3 separate regions of the Homo sapiens genome follow, and regions 1 and 2 are each linked to region 3. The links are chromatin contacts, found by Hi-C or POLR2A ChIA-PET in ENCODE. All regions are on one chromosome and are shown on one strand. Each heading gives the region's core, a stretch centred on a gene start or an enhancer-like site at or near the end of the contact. The rest is flanking DNA. Distances are from core to core; before and after follow the strand shown. Region 1 holds the start of ASL (argininosuccinate lyase). Region 2 holds the start of CRCP (CGRP receptor component). Region 3 holds the start of ZNF107 (zinc finger protein 107).

Region 1 (3,611 bases), core at 484-2,983, 1.4 Mb after region 3:
GGAATGTTCTCCCCTTCTTCCCTGGGCAAATTCCCCCCATCTTCCAAGACCCAATGCAGAAGACAGGTTCATTAGAAGCCCCTTCAGGGTACTTCCAGTGCCTAGAATCCAGCCTGACATTTTGGTTGAATAATTAATTAATCAGATCAAGGACCTCTTCCCTGAGTACCCAACATAGCCCCCCTCCCCAACGCCTGTGCTCCCTGCACACCTCCTCCATGCTATGTTGGAACTTCTTGAAGTCAGGCTTCATTTCTTTTGTTTCGTTTCTTTCTTTGTTTTCTCTTCTCTTTTTCTTTTTCTTTCTTTCTTTCTTTTTTTTTTTTTTTTTTCGAGACAAGAGTCTCACTGTCGCCCAGGCTGCAGTGCAGTGGTGCCGTCTCAGCTCACTGCAGCCTCCACCTCCCTGGTTCAAGTGATTCTCCTGCCTCAGCTGTCGGAGTAGCTGGGACTACAGGCACCCACCACCACACCCGGCTAATAGAGACAAGGTTTCACCATGTCAGCCAGGCTCATCTCGAATTCCTGACCTCAGGTGATCCGCCCGCCTCAGCCTCTCAAAGTGCTGGGATTAAAGGCGTAAGCCACTGTGCCCGGCTGCGTTTCTTTTTTCTTTTCTTTTCTTTCTTTCTTTCTTTCTTTCTTTTTTTTTTTTTTTTTTTTTTTGAGACAGAATCTTGCTCTGTCACCCAGGCTGGAGTGCAATGGCACCATCTCAGCTCACTGCAATCTCCGCCTCCCGGGTTCAAGAGATTCTCCTGCCTCAGCCTCCGGAGTCGCTGGGATTGCAGGCACCCGCCACCGTGCCCGGCTAATTTTTGTATTCTTAGTAGAGACGGGGTTTCACCACCTTGGCCAGGCTGGTCTCAAACTCCTGACCTCGTGATCCACCCGCCTCGGCCTTCCAAAGTGCTGGGATTACAGGCGTGAGCCACCGCGCCCGGCCTCCGGCCGCGTTTCTTTTCTTTTTTAGAGGAGTCAGGCTGGAGTGCCGTGGCACAATAGCTCACTGCAGCTTCGAACTCCTGGGCTCAAGTGCTCCTCCCGCCTCAGCCTCCTGAGTAGCTAGGACTGCAGGCGTGCACCACCACGCCCGGCTTTTTTTTTATTATTATTAATTTTTTTGTAGAGACGGGATCTTGTTGTATTGCCCAGGCTGGTCTCCAACTCGTAGCCTCAAGCGATCCTCCCACCTCGGCCTCCCAAAGTGCTGGGATTACAGCTGTGAGCCACCGCGCCTGGCACAGGCTTCATTTCTGATGGTCCTTCCTTTTTCCTTGATGCCTTTCTCTGTACCTGGCACATAGAGGTGCCTGGTACGTGTTTGTTGAATGAATGAATGAATGAGTGAATGAGCGAACATGCCATTTCACCTTATATATCTTGTGAACCTGCCAGGCCCGGGCCTGATGTCATAGCCTCTACCCCTGGCCCGAGTCTCCAGTCCCCTGCGTGTCTGCTGACCACAGCACGAACGCCAGCGCACTACCCTCCTCAACCCCAGCCCAGGCCCCTTCCCCGTCGGGGTCCCCCCAACCCTTTCCCCGCCCGCTTCCCCGCCCCGGGGCCGCTTAGCCTCCAGCTCAGCGGGAGGTATCCCCGCCCACGGCCAGGATTGGAGGATGGAGGCAACGCCCACCCCGCCGGGCGGCCTCCTATTGGCGCGGCCGTCGCCAGGGGTGGGGACAGGACCGGCGGCTGCTGACGCCATCCCGGCCAGAAAAGCCCTGGCCAGTGGCGGGCGCGACACTATCCGTGCGGCCAGGCGGAGGTGAGTGCGCGGCGGCCGGATGGGCGGGACGGGCGTGGAGGACGCCGAGCACCGTGGCGCGCGCTCACGTCCGCGTCCCCAAGGGCTGCGCTCCCTCAAGCGCAGTGCCCAGAACTCGGAGCCAGCCCGGCCCGGGGGACCCTGCTGGCCAAGGAGGTCGTCAGTCCGGTCTTGTCTTCCAGACCCGGAGGACCGAAGCTTCCGGACGACGAGGAACCGCCCAACATGGCCTCGGAGGTGAGTGGGACCTCGGGGACTCCGGTCCTCCTAGCCTCCAAAGGAGAGAGTGGGGGCGCCAGACCTGCCTCGGGCCACCCTGCTGGGAATCGCCCTCCAGGAAGCAATTTTGAAAATTACCTAGGAAGCCTGCACCCCCAGCCCTCCCGGGCGCATCATCTGGAGCCCAGCAGTCACCTTTACCAGGACTCACCAGTATCCGCAGGCAGCCCTTGTGGCAAACCCACCAACCCACACTACTAGGGGTAGAGTGGCTCTGCCCTCACCTCACAGTGATGCCTGCCTGGCCAGGAAAAGTGGCTCCCAAGCCTTCAGCCTTCCAACTCTTCCTTCCTTCTTACCACGTGTCCTCCTGTCAGGTCCCACCCCACACCACATCCCTTCTCCTGCTAGAGCAATTGTCCCTGTTTATAGAATAAAGCTCAGCCCCTAAGTGTTCTTGTCCTTGACTGTGGCATGTGGAAAGAGCCAGGAAAAAGGGGACGTCGCCTCGTGGCTCCAGCAACCCTGGTGCCTGGTCCCTTCCTGTCTCACTGGACCCTGCCTCTTAGGGTCAGTGGCTCCTGGCCTCTCCTCCTGACCACTGAGATGCTGGATTCCCAGGCAGAGGTTTTCCTTCCTTGGGCCATAGTTGATTTATCTGGCAATGGGGGTAATAATAGCTGTCGGCCTCACTCTGTAAGGCACTAGATTATGAGGCCATTGCTTTGGACCCTTCAGGTGAGAGGGGCTGTTCGCCTGATGCTTGATGAAGGGAACTCCGGGAAGCAGGAGGTCTGGGTTCCAGGCCCTTTTGGCCTTCATTAGCTAGCAATTCACTTCCTCTTTCTCAATGCCCTGCAAGCTCAGTGCCCTGCAAGCTTCTGGGTCATGGCAGGGGGGTAGGGCCTGGACTTTGGAGCCAAACAGACTTGGTTTCTGTACCAGTCACTTGAGCCCTTTAAACCTCTTTCCTCATTTGTGAAATAGGGGTAATATTGCCCACCTCATAAAAGGCCGTAATAACATATGTGAAATCCCTAGCACAGGGCTGAGCAACAGTAGGTGCTCAATAAATGGTGGCTAACCACAACAATACTGATATTTCTACTTTGGGAGGCCGAGGCGGGAGGACTGCTGAAGCCCAGGAATTCCAGACCAGCCAGGGCAATGTAATGAGACCCTGTCTCTACAAAAAGATTTTGAAAATTACCCAGGTGTGGTGGCGTACACCTGTAGTCTCACAGGAGGCGGAGGCATGAGGATTGCTTGAGCCCAGGAGTTTGAGACTGCAGTGAGCATGATCTCACCACTGCACTCCAGCCCAGGCAACAGAGTGAGATCCAGTTTCAAAAAAATAAAAATAAAAAAACCTGGCAGGCATGGTGGCTCACACCTGTAATCCCAGCACTTTGGGAGGTCGAGGTGGGCAGATCACCTGAGGTCAGGAGTTTGAGACCAGCCTGGCCAACATGGTGAAACCCCGTCTCTACTAAAAATGCAAAAATTAGCTGGGTGTAGTGGTGGGTGCCTGTAGTCCCAGCTATTCGGGAGGCTGAGGCAGGAGAATCGCTTGAACTCGGGAGGCGGAGGTTGCAGTGAGCTGAGATCGCACCACTGCACT
Region 2 (4,002 bases), core at 381-2,880, 1.4 Mb after region 3:
AGGATTATTTAACACCCTTATTATTTACAAAGTAGGCAACAGAGGCTATTGTGGTGGTTCACACCTGTAATCCCAGCACTTTGGGAGTTGGAGGTGGGAGGATCACTTGAGGCGAGGAGTTCAAGACCAGCCTGGGCAACACAGTGAGACCCCCATCTCTACAAAAAAATTAAAAAATTTTGTAGCTGACTCTTTGGACAATAAAGAATTTTATTTTAGAAAATTAGCCAGGTGGCTGGGTGCAGTGGCTCACGCCTGTAATCCCAACACTTTGGGAGGCTGATGAGGGTGGATCACAAGGTCAGGAGTTCAAGACCAGCTTGGCCAAGATGGTGAAACCCCGTCTCTACTAAAAAAATACAAAAATTAGCTGGGCATTATGGCGGGCACCTGTAATCCTAGCTACTGGGGAGGCTGAGGCAGGGAACTGCTTGAATCCAGGAGGCAGAGGTTGCAATGAGCCGAGATCACGACACTGCACTCCAGCCTGGGCAACAGAGTGAGACTGATCTCAAAAAAAAAAAAAAAGAAAAAGAAAAAGAAAAAAAGAAAATTAGCCAGGTGTAGCGGAGCGCACCTGTGGTCCCAGCTACTCTGGCAGGCTGGGGTGGGAGGATTGCTTGAGCCCAGGAGTTCAAGGCTGCAGTGAGCTCTGATTGCACCACTGCATTCCAGCCTGGGCGACAGAGCAAGACCCTGTCTCTTAAAAAATAAATAAATAAACTGCAATGTTTCTGGCAGCCCAGATGCCACCAGCCTCACTACTCTCTGAGAGGTGGGATTTTAACATGCAAAGGCCCACTAACCCGATCACGTCTCACAACTTCAGCTGATTAATACTTTGTTAAAACCTAGACCACGAAAACAGACAGAGCCCGGCGAGGTGGCTCACGCCTGTAATCCCAACACTTTGGGAGGCCGAAGCGGGTGGATCACGAGGTCAGGAGTTCAAGACTAGCCTGGCCAAGATGATGAAACCCCGTCTCTACTAAAAAATACACAAATTAGCTAGGCGTTATGGCGGGCGCCTGTAATCCCAGCTACTCGGGAGGCTGAGGCAGGGAATTGCTTGAACCTGGGAGGCAGAGATTGCAGTGAGCCGAGATCGTGCCACTGCACTCCAGCCTGGGTGACAGAGCGAGACTCTGTCTCAAAAAAGAAAAAAAGAGGCTGGGCACGGTGCCTCACGCCTGTAATCCCAGGACTTTGGGAGGCCGAGGCGGGCGGATCACGAGGTCAGGAGATTGAAACCATCCTGGCTAACACGGTGAAACCCCGTCTCTACTAAAAACACAAAAAATTAGCCGGGCTTGGTGGCAAGCGCCTGTAGTCCCAGCTACTTGGGAGGCTGAGGCAGAAGGAGAATCGCTTGAACCCAGGAGGCGGAGGTTGCAGTAAGCCGAGATCCAGCCTGGGCGACAGAGCGAGACTCCGTCTCAAAAAAAAAAAAAGGTTAAAGAAAAAAAGAAAAGAAAACACAAGATAATCCTGTCCGCAAACGCTTAGCAGTCTTAAATCGGCCTGGTGGAAGGATGCAGGGACACTCCCCCACCCTGCCCCCCGAAAAAGGGGAACGCGCAGCGCGAGGTTCCGGGTCCGCCAAGCTCCCGGCATGCAGCGCGGCGATCCCGGCGAGCACCTTGGCGCGCGGAGCTGGCACCTTGGCGCTGTTGGTGGCGGCGGAGACAGCTGTGAAGTGTGAGGTTCTTTGTCTGCTGGCAGCTAGGGGCGACGAGGCGGGACGTCATGGAAGTGTAAGTCTTCTCGGGCGCGTCCCTTTTCGCCCGAGGAGCCCAACGGTTTGACCGCTGAGAGCTGAGAGCCGAGAGCCGTGGGGACTGGGCGACCCTCGTACGGGAGTGAGGGCAGCGGGCCGGCCCTGTCCGGGAGGGCCGCGGGGTGGTGACGGGGACGAACGGGACTCTCGCTTTGCCCTTCCGAACCTTCGCTTCCCCTCCACGCCGTGTCTGGTGCGGGGCCGAGCACTTCCGTGTCCGGCTGCCTTTCAATGTGCCCCCTCCTTCTCTCATTCGTTTACCAGCGTTTCTGGGTCACAGTGCGGGGGTGGAGCCCAGTCTGGTATCCGACCCCGGACTTAGAAGGCTATAAAGGCCTGAGTCTGTCCGCCCTGAAAGTAGGTGGAGGAGAGACGAATCAGGGCCGGGTAGAGCTCTGCTTGCAGCTGTAGGCCCCTGGAGAGCCCTCGGAAGAGCTGCCCTCGGAATTTGATGGGAGCAGTAAACACTGTGAGGGAAGGGGCTGGTTTTGGGGTGGAGAAGGGAAGGACGTGAACCAGGACTGGGACCAGAGAAACAGCAGGGGGTGTGTGGGTGTGTGTGCAAGGCGAGGGTAAAAGATTTTCTGACAGTTTAACTCCACGTGGTCTTTTCCATGCTTGCTCGTTGCGCCTGGTGCAAATGGAAGATTTTGCATCTACTCTGAATGTGGGCTTTATACGGTTGATATTAATTTGTAGGTATTACTATCTTGTGTTCTCTTTGAACTGATTATTTGATACAGTTTCCTTTATGTTCTTTTGCCTCATGTTTAATGGTTATATGTACTATGGCATTTCACATTTTTACATTTTTAATTAATTGTTTTTTCTTAAGAAACAGGGTCTTGCTCTGTCCCCCAGGCGGGGTGTAATCATGGTTCACTGCAGCCTCACTTTCTGGACTCAAGCAATCCTGCTTCAGCCTCTTCAGTAGCTGGGACTACAGGCCCACGCCATCACTCACCGCTAATTTTTTAAAAAAAGTTTTGTAGATGCAGGGTCTCACTACAGCCCAGGCTGGTCTCCAGCTCCTGAGCTCAAGTGATCCTCCTGCTTTGTACTCCCAAAGTCCTGGGATTGCAGGCGTGAGCCACTTCACCTGGCCTCTTCCGATTTTTTTTTAAACACAATATGTCTGTGTAACTGAAATGAAAGGCTCATGAAACAATAATGTGTGGCGTACACTCTCATATTGTCTATTTTTTATTAATATGAATGGGGCCAACCGTGGTGGCTCACACCAGCAATCCCAGCACTTTGGGAAGCTTAGGCAGAAGGATCACTTGAACCTGGGAGGTGGAGACCAGCCTGGGCAACATAGGGAGACCCTGTCTCTGCAAAAAATTAAGAAGTTAGCTGGGTGTGGTGGTTCATGCCTGTAGTCTCAGCTACTTACGAGGCTGAGATGGGAGGATCACTTGATCCCAGGAGGCTGCAATGAGCTGAGATAGAGCCACTACACTCCTGCCAGAGTGACAGTGTAAGGCTCTGTCTTAAAAAAAAAAAAAAAAAAAAATTGAACCACTGAATTAATTTTGCAACCCACTGATGGGATTTCATCTGCAACCTAAAAAACTATTCATATAATTTACTCTAGTCCAAGCCATCATTACTAATTTTTCCCTCTTTACTAGAGCATTTCCTGTGAGCATACAACCCTGCTTTAGAGAATTCATCTTAGAAAATCCTCCGTCCCCACATACATGTCCCCCTCTTACTCCATTTCTGCTTCCCATCCCAACAAAACTTCTTGAAAGTGCTGATTAGCCCCTCATTCTCTCAGCCATTCTGTTGGGCTTTCATCCTCACTGGTCTACGGGAATGACTGTTAAGATTACCTGAACCAGCGGGGCGTGGTGGCTCATGCCTATAATCGCAGCACTTTAGGAGGCCGAAGTGGGCGAATCCCCTGAGGTCAGGAGTTTGAGACCAGCCTGGCCAACATGGCATAACCTCCTCTCTACTAAAAATACAAAAATTAACTGGGTGTAGTGGTGGGCGCCTGTAATCCCAGTAACTCAGGAGGCTGAGGCAGGAGAATCGCTTGAACTCGGGAGGCAGGGGTTGCAGTGAACCAAATTGTGCCACTGCACTCCAGCCTAGGTGACAGGGCAAGACTGTCTCAAAAAAAAAAAAAAAAAAAACCTGATCCCTCCATCTTGTCAAATTCAGAGGTTGATTTTCTGGCCTCAACTTTCTTGATCTCTCAGCAGTGGTTAATACAG
Region 3 (4,090 bases), core at 301-2,800:
AAATATTGTACTATGTCATATTGATATGTAAAATTTTTGTTCAAAAGAAAATCAACTTTTACTTTTGTATTACTGTATTATTAATACTAAAGCTAACTTTAATAAAACCTTATAAATAAATCCATCAAATGTGTCATTTTTGGCTACTGTAGATTTTCATAAATATTTTATAGTCTATTATAATAAATTTTTCAACTTTTTATATTATATTTTTGGTTTTTTCTTTTTTCAATTTGAAACAATCATTAAGTAATTTCAAACTAGATAAAATGTTTCTAACTTTCTTCCTTAAAAGCATATTTTACTTTTGTTTATACATTCTCTATGCAGAATTGTTTTTCATACATCTAGTAGTTTTAATTATATACATATTAATTACATTAATTCTTAACAACCTTAGGTTATTTTATTCCTGCTGTCCTCTGCTCTTTTTATGGCCACGGTCTGTTCCACCTCAGAACTGAAGAGAGATGTTGGTAGGGAGAGGCTCTTCCCTCACCTCTGGCAGAAAAGGAATGTTCAGGCCCTTCAAACCCCTGTTGTCAAAGCTGCACTTTAATGTGACAGCTATTGGCCATGTATGGCTACTGGGTGTCCGGAATGTGGCTGGTCAGAACTGCGATGTGCTAGAAAGGTAAAATACAGAGTTAAAGATTTAGTTCCAAAAATATACACACTTTATTAATAATTACATATTGCTCAGATATTAATATAATATTTTTGATATAGTGGGTTAATTAAATGGTTAGAATGAATTCCACCTGTTTCTTCTTCCTTCCTTTTTTTTTTTTTTTTTTTTTGAGACGGAGTCTCACTCCGTCGTCCAGGCTGGAGTGCAGTGGCACTATCTCGGTTCACTGCAAGCTCTGCCTCCTGGGTTCACACCATTCTCCTGCCTCAGCCTCCCGAGTAGCTGGGACTACAGGCCCCCGCCACCGCGCCGGGCTAATTTTTTGTATTTTTAGTAGAGACGGGGTTTCACCGTGTTAGCCAGGATGGTCTCGATCTCCTGACCTCGTGATCCGCCCACCACGGCCTCCCAAAGTGCTGGGATTACAGGCGTGAGCCACCGCGCCTGGCCTTCTTCTTCCTTCTTGAAGTTTGACTGCTAGAAAATTTAGAATACACATGTGGCTCACGTTTTATTTCAGAGGATTGCCTCCTTTTTAAACTCTCAATCGGCCTGCTCAAAGGACCAGAATTCAGAAAGGGCATAAAATCTGGAATTTTAAAATAATTGTTATATTATTTTCATGTGTGAATAGCCACATAATATATTATTTATAAATGCATATGACTTTATATACAGGTTAAATGCAAATGCCTTCTGGGGTGGACCTGGCTCAACTCAGGGAGGAGCCCTGCCTGAAAAGGCTGCAGCTTAGGTTTCACTTTATCTTCTTCCAGCCCAGCATCTGAGCACAGCTTCTGTCACTCAGGGCCTGAGGGAGCAGGGCAGCAAACGTTATCCAATCAGGACTGCTGGGCTGGGAACCGTCCAATCAGGCACGCAGCTGGAGCGGACAGGACGGCTTCCGGGATTTGGCGGGGCCTTTGTCTCTGGCTGCAGCCGGAGCTCCTGCTCTCCTCCTCACTGCTCAGTGTCCTCTGCTCCTAGAGGCCCAGCCTCTGTGTCCCTGTGACCTGCAGATATTGGGAGATCCACAGCTAAGACGCCGGGACTCCCTGGAAACCTAGAAATGGTGAGAGTGCTGGGTCCGACATCCCGAGAGAGGGGGAGGGGCTGGTTGGAACCGATCGGAAGTGGCTGTGGCTGGACTCGGGCCTCCAAAGTCCGCGGCCCCAAGTTCTCCTTGGCGCAGCTCGGCCCTCAGTCCCCCGCGGCCCCGAGTTCTCCTTGGCGCAGCTCGGTCCTCAGTCCCCTTCAGCCGTAAGATGGCGGCTGGGCTGACAGCCGGGACCCTGGGCGTCCTGTCTCCTCCCTGCTCAGTGACTGTGCCCTGGCCTGGAGCCCTCTCCGGGCGGCTTTGCACCCGCAGCGCGGCATCTCTCCCCGATTGTGCAGGGATGCCGGGAGGGTCATCAGGGGAGAATCCTGACTCGGGATGCGGGGTTCATGAATGGGAAAAGCTTTAGTCTGTGGGGTTCCTAGTCCATCTTTTTTCTCTTAAAAATCTATGGAAGTCACCACAAAAATGTTAAAGAATTTAATCAAAGAGTAATTGAAGAATTATAGAGCACCCAGCTGTGGTTTGTAGTTTATTTTCCATGGGAGGGGCTTGAAGAAAAGACTTTTAGAAGGTGCATGATAAAGGAAAGCAAACTCAATAATTGGTTAGGTAGAGTTACGTAGTTTCTTAGTTTTAGATGAAGGTGGAAATTTTCTGGTCACGTAATCAGAGCTTAATTGGCAGTTCATGGTTGATTAAGTCTAAATTTTGTTTTCCCCAATGTAGTAATTTACAAAAAAAAAGCATTTGAGTTAGATTTTTTAAAAAGTAAAAACCCTGGGACTAGAGCCACCTCAGTCTAATTGCCTGCCATTTAGTTATTTTCACACTCCACAGGGGACAGATTTTCCCCTGCAACTTTCACGTGTCTCAAGCAGGGTCTCAAGACTACTCCCTATTCCCCATTCTTTTAGCCTAACTGACTTTCAGTAAAATGCTAAATTTCCAGTTTCCTTTGACATTCCCAAATCCCAGCTTCCCCTCCCTAATTCACATTATCAACTATTTGTCCTTTAGTGTACATTTTAGATACTGTATTTTAATTAATCATTGTTGACAAATTATTGGGTGGCACTTTAAACAAATTGTTTGCTGTTTGAAAATATTTCCAATGAGAAGAAAACAAAAAATAATCCCCTGACACTGTATTGTAAAAAAAAGTCTGTGCCTATTTTCCTTTTATCTTCCCTAGGCGCAGAGATCTTATCAGAATGTTTTTGGGTCAAGGTTTCCCTTTGGAAACTTTACAGGGTGATGTGTCCTCAGCCACCTTTCGGTTTTCTCCTGGTCCTGGGTTTCAGTACTGTCTGGGGATAAATCAAGATATCAACTGTGGCTGTGTATGCTAGAATCTCTAGTAAATTTCAGCTCCTGGCCTGGAATGGAACTCTGGGTATCTGGGAATGGGAGACAGAGGACAATCTGAGGTTGGAGTGTAGCCTCTCAAGGGAGCAGGTGGATGCCCTGGGGCTGAGAGGAATCTCCTGGTATACCCTTCCTTTGGAAAGCTAACCCTTTGAGGCATTAAGATTGTGTTCACTCAACCCGACTTCCATTTCTCAGAGGTACATTGCTGGTCAGCCAATCAGATGCTGGTATTGAGAGGAAAACTCAGAAATAATTTCTGCCCCCTGGATTCTCTAAGATTTGTGAAAGAAAAAATAGTATTCCAGAAGACAAAAAAAAAAAAAAATCAAACTTGACCCCAGTGAGATGGTACAAGAACTTGCAAAATGAAATGCACTTGGAGTAGTCACTGAGGCATAGGGCAGTGTCTACAGAGAGGGTGGTCATTGGGCACTTAAATGAGCAGGATGGGGTAGGAGAATCTAGTGTTTGGGTGGCCTGACTTGACACATGAGTCAGACACATCTGTTTTCTTTTTTTTTATTATTATTATACTTTAAGTTTTAGGGTACATGTGCATAACGTGCAGGTTTGTTACATATGTACACATGTGCCCTGTTGGTGTGCTGCACCCAGTAACTCGTCATTTAGCATTAGGTATATCTCCTAATGCTATCCCTCCCCCCTCCCCCCACCCCACAGCAGGCCCCAGTGTGTGATGTTCCCCTTCCTGTGTCCATGTGTTCTCATTGTTCAATTCCCACCTATAAGTGAGAACATGCGGTGTTTGGTTTTTTGTCCTTGCTGAGAACGATGGTTTCCAGCTTTATCCATGTCCCTGCAAAGGCCATGAACTCATCAGACACATCTGTTTTCTAATCAGCCCCGCCACTCCCTGGGTTTGTCACCTTGAAAAGATTTGTTCACTTATTTTGATTTCAGTTTTATAACTGTAACTTGCATTTTATTAGTATGATTTAAAAGTTAAGAAAATATTTACAGAGCATAAAAGAGGTGAGTTTCAGAGAAAAATAATATCTAATCATATATTC

Evidence for each region. Hi-C counts contacts between places; a loop is a spot of excess contacts on that map. ChIA-PET counts read pairs that join two places held with the same protein, here RNA polymerase II (POLR2A). Pooled maps may share reads with other maps.
Region 1: a loop to region 3 is called in a map of CD4-positive, alpha-beta memory T cell, with 16 times the contacts of the local background. The contact joins the promoter of ASL here to the promoter of ZNF107 in region 3. A Hi-C loop is called at or near these places in 1 of 168 maps with a recorded cell type or tissue (CD4-positive, alpha-beta memory T cell) and 6 of 50 pooled maps. POLR2A ChIA-PET finds 5 or more read pairs at or near these places in 1 of 52 experiments (WTC11).
Region 2: a loop to region 3 is called in a pooled map, with 13 times the contacts of the local background. The contact joins the promoter of CRCP here to the promoter of ZNF107 in region 3. A Hi-C loop is called at or near these places in 1 of 168 maps with a recorded cell type or tissue (CD8-positive, alpha-beta T cell), 1 of 37 single-sample maps with no recorded cell type and 4 of 50 pooled maps. POLR2A ChIA-PET finds 5 or more read pairs at or near these places in 1 of 52 experiments (activated CD4-positive, alpha-beta T cell).

What each region holds. Positions count from the first base shown.
Region 1 is chr7:66,074,086-66,077,696 of GRCh38, forward strand. ASL (argininosuccinate lyase) reads left to right here and starts at 1,734. Exons shown (of 17, transcript NM_000048.4): 1 at 1,734-1,771; 2 at 1,954-2,008. The coding sequence starts at 1,997. RefSeq lists a silencer at 1,375-1,904 and an enhancer at 2,005-2,284.
Region 2 is chr7:66,113,217-66,117,218 of GRCh38, forward strand. CRCP (CGRP receptor component) reads left to right here and starts at 1,631. Exons shown (of 6, transcript NM_014478.5): 1 at 1,631-1,754. The coding sequence starts at 1,747. RefSeq lists silencers at 507-697, 2,126-2,420 and enhancers at 1,344-1,473, 2,011-2,539.
Region 3 is chr7:64,664,583-64,668,672 of GRCh38, forward strand. It overlaps ZNF107 (zinc finger protein 107), which reads left to right and starts at 1,551. Exons shown (of 4, transcript NM_001282359.2): 1 at 1,551-1,703. The coding sequence starts at 1,701. RefSeq lists enhancers at 1,289-1,438, 1,589-1,738, 1,759-1,878.